Regions from separate parts of the Homo sapiens genome. Here region 2 is linked to region 1. The links are chromatin contacts, found by Hi-C or POLR2A ChIA-PET in ENCODE. All regions are on one chromosome and are shown on one strand. Each heading gives the region's core, a stretch centred on a gene start or an enhancer-like site at or near the end of the contact. The rest is flanking DNA. Distances are from core to core; before and after follow the strand shown.

The links. A loop is a pair of places that touch in the nucleus more often than their neighbours do. ChIA-PET counts read pairs that join two places held with the same protein, here RNA polymerase II (POLR2A). Pooled maps may share reads with other maps.
Region 2: a loop to region 1 is called in a pooled map, with 3 times the contacts of the local background. The contact joins two enhancer-like sites. A Hi-C loop is called at or near these places in 1 of 37 single-sample maps with no recorded cell type and 5 of 50 pooled maps. POLR2A ChIA-PET finds 5 or more read pairs at or near these places in 1 of 52 experiments (activated naive CD4-positive, alpha-beta T cell).

Annotation. Positions count from the first base shown.
Region 1 is chr5:112,144,218-112,148,124 of GRCh38, reverse strand. It overlaps a transcript of EPB41L4A not described here. Among named protein-coding and RNA genes, the nearest start is that of EPB41L4A-AS1, 14 kb to the left of the region's middle. Within about 2 kb of position 1,669, at least 5 of the 41 ENCODE cell types and tissues checked have a DNase peak (open chromatin) inside an H3K27ac peak, as active enhancers do.
Region 2 is chr5:111,252,565-111,256,471 of GRCh38, reverse strand. The region is part of intron 1 of CAMK4 (calcium/calmodulin dependent protein kinase IV); the gene reads right to left. Among named protein-coding and RNA genes, the nearest start is that of CAMK4, 30 kb to the right of the region's middle. RefSeq lists enhancers at 1,284-1,333, 1,494-1,763, 1,984-2,073, 2,882-2,971, 3,112-3,161 and 1 more. Within about 2 kb of position 1,616, at least 3 of the 41 ENCODE cell types and tissues checked have a DNase peak (open chromatin) inside an H3K27ac peak, as active enhancers do.

The DNA.
Region 1 (3,907 bases), core at 420-2,919:
TATTATATTATATAGTAATACTATTATATTATAGTAATACTATTTAACTCCCAATTTTCTGGTGTTTGCGTTTATTTTTTAATTTATTTTTGTTTTTTCACTCTGTCACCCAGGCTGGAGTGCAGTGGCACCATCTCAGCTCACTGCAGCCTCCACCTCCTGGGTTCATGCAATTCTCCTGCCTCAGCTTCCCAAGTAGCTGGGACTAAAGTCATGTGCCATTTTGCCCAGCTAATTTTTGTATTTTTAGTAGAGACAAGGTTTCACCACGTTGGCCAGGCTGGTCTCAAATGCTGTAATGCTGGCATTACAGGCGTGAGCCACCGCGCTAGGCCTGTTTTTATCAAAAGCCAGGTAGGCCTATATTTGGAAAGGCCTTGTCTTTTTCATTCATTTTTTTCTTATTTTGGGGGTGTAATTACCCTTAAATTTTTTTCTCTTATGGAATTTTCATTATGGATTTGCTAATCTTTTTTTTTTTTTTCTTGAGACAGAGTCTCGTTCTGTTGCCCAGGCTGGAGTGCAGTGGTGCAGTCTTGGCTTACTGCAGCCTTTGCCTCCCGGGTTCGTGATTCTACTGCCTCAGCCTCCCAAGTAGCTGAGACCACAGGCACATGCCACCACACCCGGCTAATTTTTGTACTTTTAGTAGAGAAGGGGTTTCACTATGTTGGCCAGGCTGGTCTCGAACTCCTGACCTCAGGTGATCCGCCTGCCTCGGCCTCCCAAAGTGCTGGGATTACAGGCGTGAGTCACCGCACCCGGCTCAGATTTGCTAATCTTTATGCTAAATGTGTTCACATAAAAATGATGTGATTAAATAAGGTGTGGTTTGTCTTAATTTGATAACACAGATTTTATGTAAAATCTCTTCTCCACCACCATTTTATAGATCGTACTTGAAGTGCTGACTTGTCAATGACAGAGATACTGAATAGACTGCTAAATGAATACTAATTCAAGACATTCCTGGGTCTGATGTTACTACATGTAGAAAACCACCAGGTGGCAGTACAAGCCAAGCACAAAACCCACACTAATTTAGAGCAGCACATTACACTTTACACATTACAGGATTACACTTTAATTGGAATAAATGAACAACTGAATAGTCATATTGGAGTAGAATCACCACATTTTCCAGGTGTTTTAAACCTGGTTTTTATATTTTTCATACTTGTTTTTCCAAGGTGAGGCTTTTCTTTAAATAAAAGTCTCGTCTAATTAATAGAAAAGACCTGTTAAGGTTACATCTTATGCATTCCAATTCAGACAAGTATGAAACATCTTTGAGTGGTAAGATTCCTGTACTGCAGACTCTATGTTCTAAGCTAACCAGGAGGATAAAGCTGGTGCTTCAGTCTGCAGCCAGCTTGCCAGTAGCAACGAGGGTTAAATTATTAATAGACCTTTCTTCTGTGGTTAGGCAGCTCGACTGGTCTTAATTTTTTTTTAAGTCAGGTATGATTTGGTTGCTGTGCTTAGTCACACATCTGGAAATAAATAGTTGCTAGACAAAAATAAATTTTTTATATTTTTATGACTAAATATATGTGGCATGTGTTTCATGTCCACACATTGCCAAGGATATTTTTAGAAAAATCTGTTTCCGTCAGTAACCTTGCTGTTAGCTTGATGGTGCAAGAGTCTTTGGGGAGCGCAAACAGCGTTGGAAGATCCTCTGCTCCTGTGGGACACAGAATTACTCAAACAGCACTAAACACAAAACCTGGGTTTCTAATGAGTGGGCTGTTCATGTATTAATGTTAGTATTTGGTTTTAGCCACTGAAAGAGAATTGCAGCTGTTCCATTAGAGATCTGAAGTCTGTCAAATGGGTGAGTTATATTTCTGAACTTGAAATTGAGAATATGAAACCTTCCCAGAAATCATGGTGAGCCCAAGAATGGCTGAAAGGCAGAAGTTTGAGGATCGCGATGCTTGACATTTCTAAAAAGGGGGAGTAGTAATTTCAATAAACTTTGGTCTACAATAGTGAATGTGGTCTCGATTCTGTAAGACCCTATCAGATGAATGGGTGAGTAGTCCCTAGAGGCAGTAGCACCTACTTCATGAGAAGCCAGATTGGGTTTGACACTTGTCACAGCAAACTTTTTTCTTTAACAGGGTGTCCAGACCTCCAGACCTAGAAAGGGCAGAGAACTTGGAAATCTGAGTTTGAACAAGGCACTTCAGAAGGTCTCTCATAATACACTTCTGGATGAAGTGATATTGGGGCTGGGATGTAAGTGTAATTATGTATATTGATAATTGTCTCAATAGCTATTTAATAGATTGATATCAAATGGAGGAATGTGTCTAGGGTTGTTCTTGGCCTTTTTCTTTAATTCTTTTTACAGTGATTTGGTTGAGGATGTTGTATGCACGTTTATCAAATTTGGGATGATGTGAAATTAAATAGAATAAATTAAATGGTCAAATCAAGATCCTAAGTCTTAGGCTGGTTAAACTTGGTAGTATAGCAAGAATTGTTTTAAAGAGACTACATGTAAAGGCCACTACATGTGTCCTAAAGTCAATAGCATGTATACAGGATAAGTAGCTGTGACAAATCTGAAGAAGACAGGAAATGTAGTTGGCAGTGAAGATAGTATAAATCAGTTGTGTACAATGGCTGTCAGCAGAGTTAACTTATTTTTATTTATTTATTTTGATTCATAAAAATACAAAATCTCCATCTCAAATAGCATTCATTTAGCAGTTTCTTCAGTATCTCTGTCATTGACAAGTCAGCACTTCAAGTAAGATCTCTAAAATGGTGGTGCAGAAGAGATTTTACATAAAATCTCCGTTATCAAATTAAGATGAACCACACTTTATATAACCTCACTCTGTTGCCCAGGCTGGAGTGCAGCAATGTGATCTTGGCTCACTGCAACCTCCACCTCCCAGGTTCAAGTGATTCTCCCACCTCAGCCTCCCAAGTAGCTGGGATTACAGGTTTGTGCCACCACGCCTGGCTAATTTTTGTATTTTTAGTAGGGACAGGGTTTCGCCATGTTGGCCAGGCTGGTCTCAAACTCCTGACCTCAAGTGATACGCCCACCTCGGCCTCCCAAAGTGCCGGGATTACAAGCATGAGTCACCACCACGCACAGCCAGAATTAACTTACTTTTTTTAAACAAAGTTAATGTTAACTTAGGTTTCATTGATTAAAAAGTGTGGCATGGCAAAGGAGTGAGGGGATCCCCTCCCTCTTCTCCTGCAGGCTGGACTACCCTCTTTTCAATTCTAGGTGCTATAACCTCAAGTGGGGCATGGGCACAAGATTACATATTCATACATGTGACATTTATGTCACACATTCAACTATAACAGCAGTAGCAACAATTGCAACACCCATGGCCCCAATGTCTATCACCTGGGATGTCATTGCTACTTTCACCCAATTTAGATATAAATGACCTCTAGGTTTTCTTCTATCTCTACAATCCTACGATCCAGCTCACAAAAGATATCATCTTTGAGGATTAGGTGTAAATTCAGCCATGGCCAGTAAAGCCTCTAAAATCTCTGTATCCAACCAAGACCAGGCGCGGTGGCTCATACTTGTAATCCCATCAGTTTAAGAAGTTGAGGCTGGCAGATTGCTTGGGCCCAGGAGTTCAAGACCAGCCTGGGCAACTTGGCAAAACTCATCTCTACAAAAAATTAGCTGAGTGTGGTGGCACACACCTGTAGTCCCAGCTACTTGGGAAACTGAGGTGGGAGGATCATCTAAGCCCTGGGAGGTCAAGGTTGCAGTGAGCCGTGATTGCACCACTGTACTCCAGTCTGGACAACAGGGTGAGACACTGTCTCAAAATAAATAAAATAAAATCTCAGTGTCTAGAACACCAAAAGCTCTATGAGAGTGCAATAAGAATATTTGTATGTTGGTAAAAGA
Region 2 (3,907 bases), core at 367-2,866, 890 kb after region 1:
TACATAATCATAGTAATATTAAAACCAGGAAACTGACATTTGTGCAATGTGTGTGTGTAACTCTATGCCATTTTCTCACATGTTGATTAATCTGACCACCAACACAACCAAGATACAAAACTATTACATCCCCACAATAGTATCACTCATGTTCCTCTTTGTGATCACACCCAATTCCACCCCACCATAGCACCACCATACCTAATCCCTGGCAACGACTAATTTGTTCTCTACCTCTATAATTTGGTCATTTTGAAAGTGTTATATAAGCAGAATCACACCTTTTGAGATTGGCTTTTTTCACTAACATATGGCCCTTGAGTCCATCCAAGTTATTTCATGTACCAATCATTTTTTGCTTTTTATTACTGAGTAGCAGCCATGGTATGGATGTAAGACAGGATCATTTTTGTGAGATATCCAGTTGAATTCTGTGATCGATTAGTCTATATCAAAATACATACAGCTATATATATGTGTGTGTGTATGCATTCTAAATATAAGGAAACTGACCTTGGGGAAATGTTTTTAATCTTTACATCATTAGCCTTAAAAACAGTTAATTTCCAATAACACTATTGATTCAACCCATTACTCACATATCCAAAAATACACTGGGAGAAGTTGGCATTTTAAGCGGTATAAAACAGTGGTGAGCAGGAAATGGGCATTTAATTAGAACATCATCAGAGACTCCAAATAGCCATAAAATGATGATACAATGAATCCATAAATGCAAAGCTTCTGAGACTACAAAGACAAATAATGGAGGCTTTGCAAGAATGGTCTGGGGCTTCGGGTATGCAAACACACAATTCAGCTGCTGTTTCCATTCCCGAGACAGGCTCAGCTAAGGTTGTGACAAAATCATGACTCTAAAAGTCAGCAATAAAGATCTTAGGGAACTTTAGATCATGGCTTTTTTAAAGCTTCACTGAATTTACACAAACTCTGACCTAGCTGAAGTTGTCAGCAAAGATAAACAGTTCGGTAAACTCTACAAAGAAATGTACAGAAAAATCAGAAAATCAGCCTACTACACACAAAAATAAACTTGCTGGGCATGAATCCAAGAAAACCCACTCAGATTATCATAAAGATCACTGAAAACACTTTCTGTTTGTAAGGAGAAATATAATTGCTTGATACTTGGGAAGAGTTTTTCCATTCATAGCTCACCAAAGTGAGCAGATCCAATGGAAGTGATGATGGCACAGGATGGGCAGACCAAAGTTATTTATAAGGCTCAGGAACCAGGGCTTCATGGCCATCAACAGTAGTTCAGACAACATGCAACTACAAAATTAGACCTTCAAACAATGTCCATCAGAAATGTACTTCAATTACACCAGGGAATTTTGATACACAGCCCAGTTTAAACACCACATAAAACCATTCTTTTTTTTTTTTAAGTACTAAGTAAAAGTTGGACAAAGTATAGCTTTAGGAGTACTGGGATTTTGTTGGGTTCTTTTTTCATCAATGAGCTCACTGTGATGCTACTGCCATGAGGTGCTTCACATTTCCCCCCAGCATCTGATGTGGGCCTCATCACAGTATTTGCACAGACTACAGAAACAGCTCCTCCAAACCACAAAAGTCCCCAGGGAAATCCCGAGAACCTGACTGCAGTACCCTTTTTACCCAATGATCCACACATACTTGGCTAGTTTCATTTTTATCACCATCACTCACAGAAAGGCAGGTGCCTAATGATGTAGAGCGGTGTGCATGATGCATTGATGGGGGATTAGCAGAAACAACTCCTTCGCCTGGGGGAGCTGGCAATCAGGTGGAAATGTACATACTCAGGAGTAGATGGGATGTGCAGGAAGATTTCTGTGAATGCTGAGAGAAACTGACCCCTTGGTTCTTCAGTTTCCTTCTCAATATGTTAATTTCTTCACATTCTGCATGAACATCATCTCTGACACACTTTAAAACTTGTATTTTGATATTAATATTAGTTTCTGGCATTACAGAGTGTGAAGGCATTAAATGAGGTTAGCAGGTCTGTTCCCTGTGTTTTACAAGGGTGTCAACCCTCTCCACCTCCAGGAAGGGATTCTGTGCAGACATCTGGGATCATCTCACAGCGCACACTGCCATGGCCACGTGGCAGCAATCTCTGCCAGCCTCCCAGAGGGTCTTGTCCACAGTGACTTCCCTTTGGGTGTCAGTGCCCCCTACCCTAAATTCATTTCCTGTCAGTTTCTGTCTTTGTAACAAACTTATAGACATTAATGAAGCAGGAGCAGAGCTGGTTATACCCTAGAAGGCAGAACAAAGGCCCTTGCCCTCAAGTTCCAAAACAGACCTTTTAAGAGTAAAATTTGAGTCACTTCCACATCCATGTGCGGGAATAATCAAGACAATGATAATTTATTCTGAGCTTCTATTTTTCATAAACCAGATTCAATATTCAGATCTTAAACTATGGTAGTTTTACCAGAGTTTTATTTCTGCACACAAAAAGATTTCTGAAATGCTTTTTCCAGGTGAAAAGAAAATGCTTATATATAACATTACAGATAATTTATAATTTAAATAATTGAAATTTATTTGGGAATGGTTTAAATAGTGAGTTGACTTGTCATTATGTAACCAAATGAAGCTGATAATGACAGTCTTATCTCAGATGAAGAAATATCCATGTGCATATATGAATATCAAATTAGAAAATTAAAATGGAAATTTTTGTCTCACTTACTATTGAAAAATGAAAGAAAAGCCTGTATATAATATACTCAATAACCTCTCAGTAGCTAATCTTTTCTGTTTTTCACAAAATGGAATAAAGTCAACATCATAAAATTGTAGCTAAGCATTTTAGCAAATGCACCATGTACATTTGTTCATTTCTGTTCTCTTCAAAAAATTGTCTTTCATTTTTCTCAACATGGAAGCTGTCAGCTATTTTGATATGGCATGGTGCTTCTCTTTCTGCTTCTTTTTAAATGAAAAGTAAGAAACAGAACATAAAACAGTATTGGAGTTCCCCAGGTGACATGACTGAGAAAACCAAATGCTGACCATCTGTTGCAGCAGAACAGCCCAACCCTGTCCGGAACTGGAAATGTCTCTCCTCCCAGGTTCCGGGGCAAGCAGGGCAGCCGGCACCTGCTGCTGGCTTGAGAGGTCTGCCTAGAAAAGCACCATCAGCACACAGCTCTGAGTCTTCTCCATGGGCAGCTGCCAGAACCCGAAGGTCCTTTTAGAGGAAGATGAAAGGCAAAAATGATGGGACAGGAAAGGTGCACTAAATTACCATCCATGCAGACATTTGTCAAATTAACCCACCTCCACATCAAAAACTAAGCCATTACCAATGAGAACATAAATGTGTGTATGTACATGTGTCTGTGTTGCTCCAGTTATTTAATCAGCGGAAGCCAAGTAACCTACAAGAAACAAGTTCTCTGTAGATAAGAAAGCAAGTTTGACAAAAATAAGAAAGCAAAGACAAATGCAAACATGACTGACAGCCTGAGCCCTCTATCTCTTTCTGCATTGTCCATGCACAGCTGTCATCAATAGAAGTAGCATCACTTGCTATTGCTAAGTATTTGTCAGATTGGTGAAAATCTGTAGACTACTAGAATTATTTTTCTAGTCTATACAATGCTGTTTTCACCCCTACCAAAAACTGTCATTAATTACAGACACATTCCTTATCTAGCCCTTATTTTGAAAATCTGTAGGATCACGGATAAAATAATTTCTCCAGGAAAAATGTAGTGAGTCACAAATAATAGAGTCAAAGTTTTTCTTACAAGTTCTTTTGGTTAACATTACATTATGATTAACTTGTTTTGTAGTATTATTATTACTATGTTAGTTACCAGCTTACTGCTAAGAATATCATTGTAGAGTTCTTAAACTGAGTATTACGTGTAAGTCCTTTTGG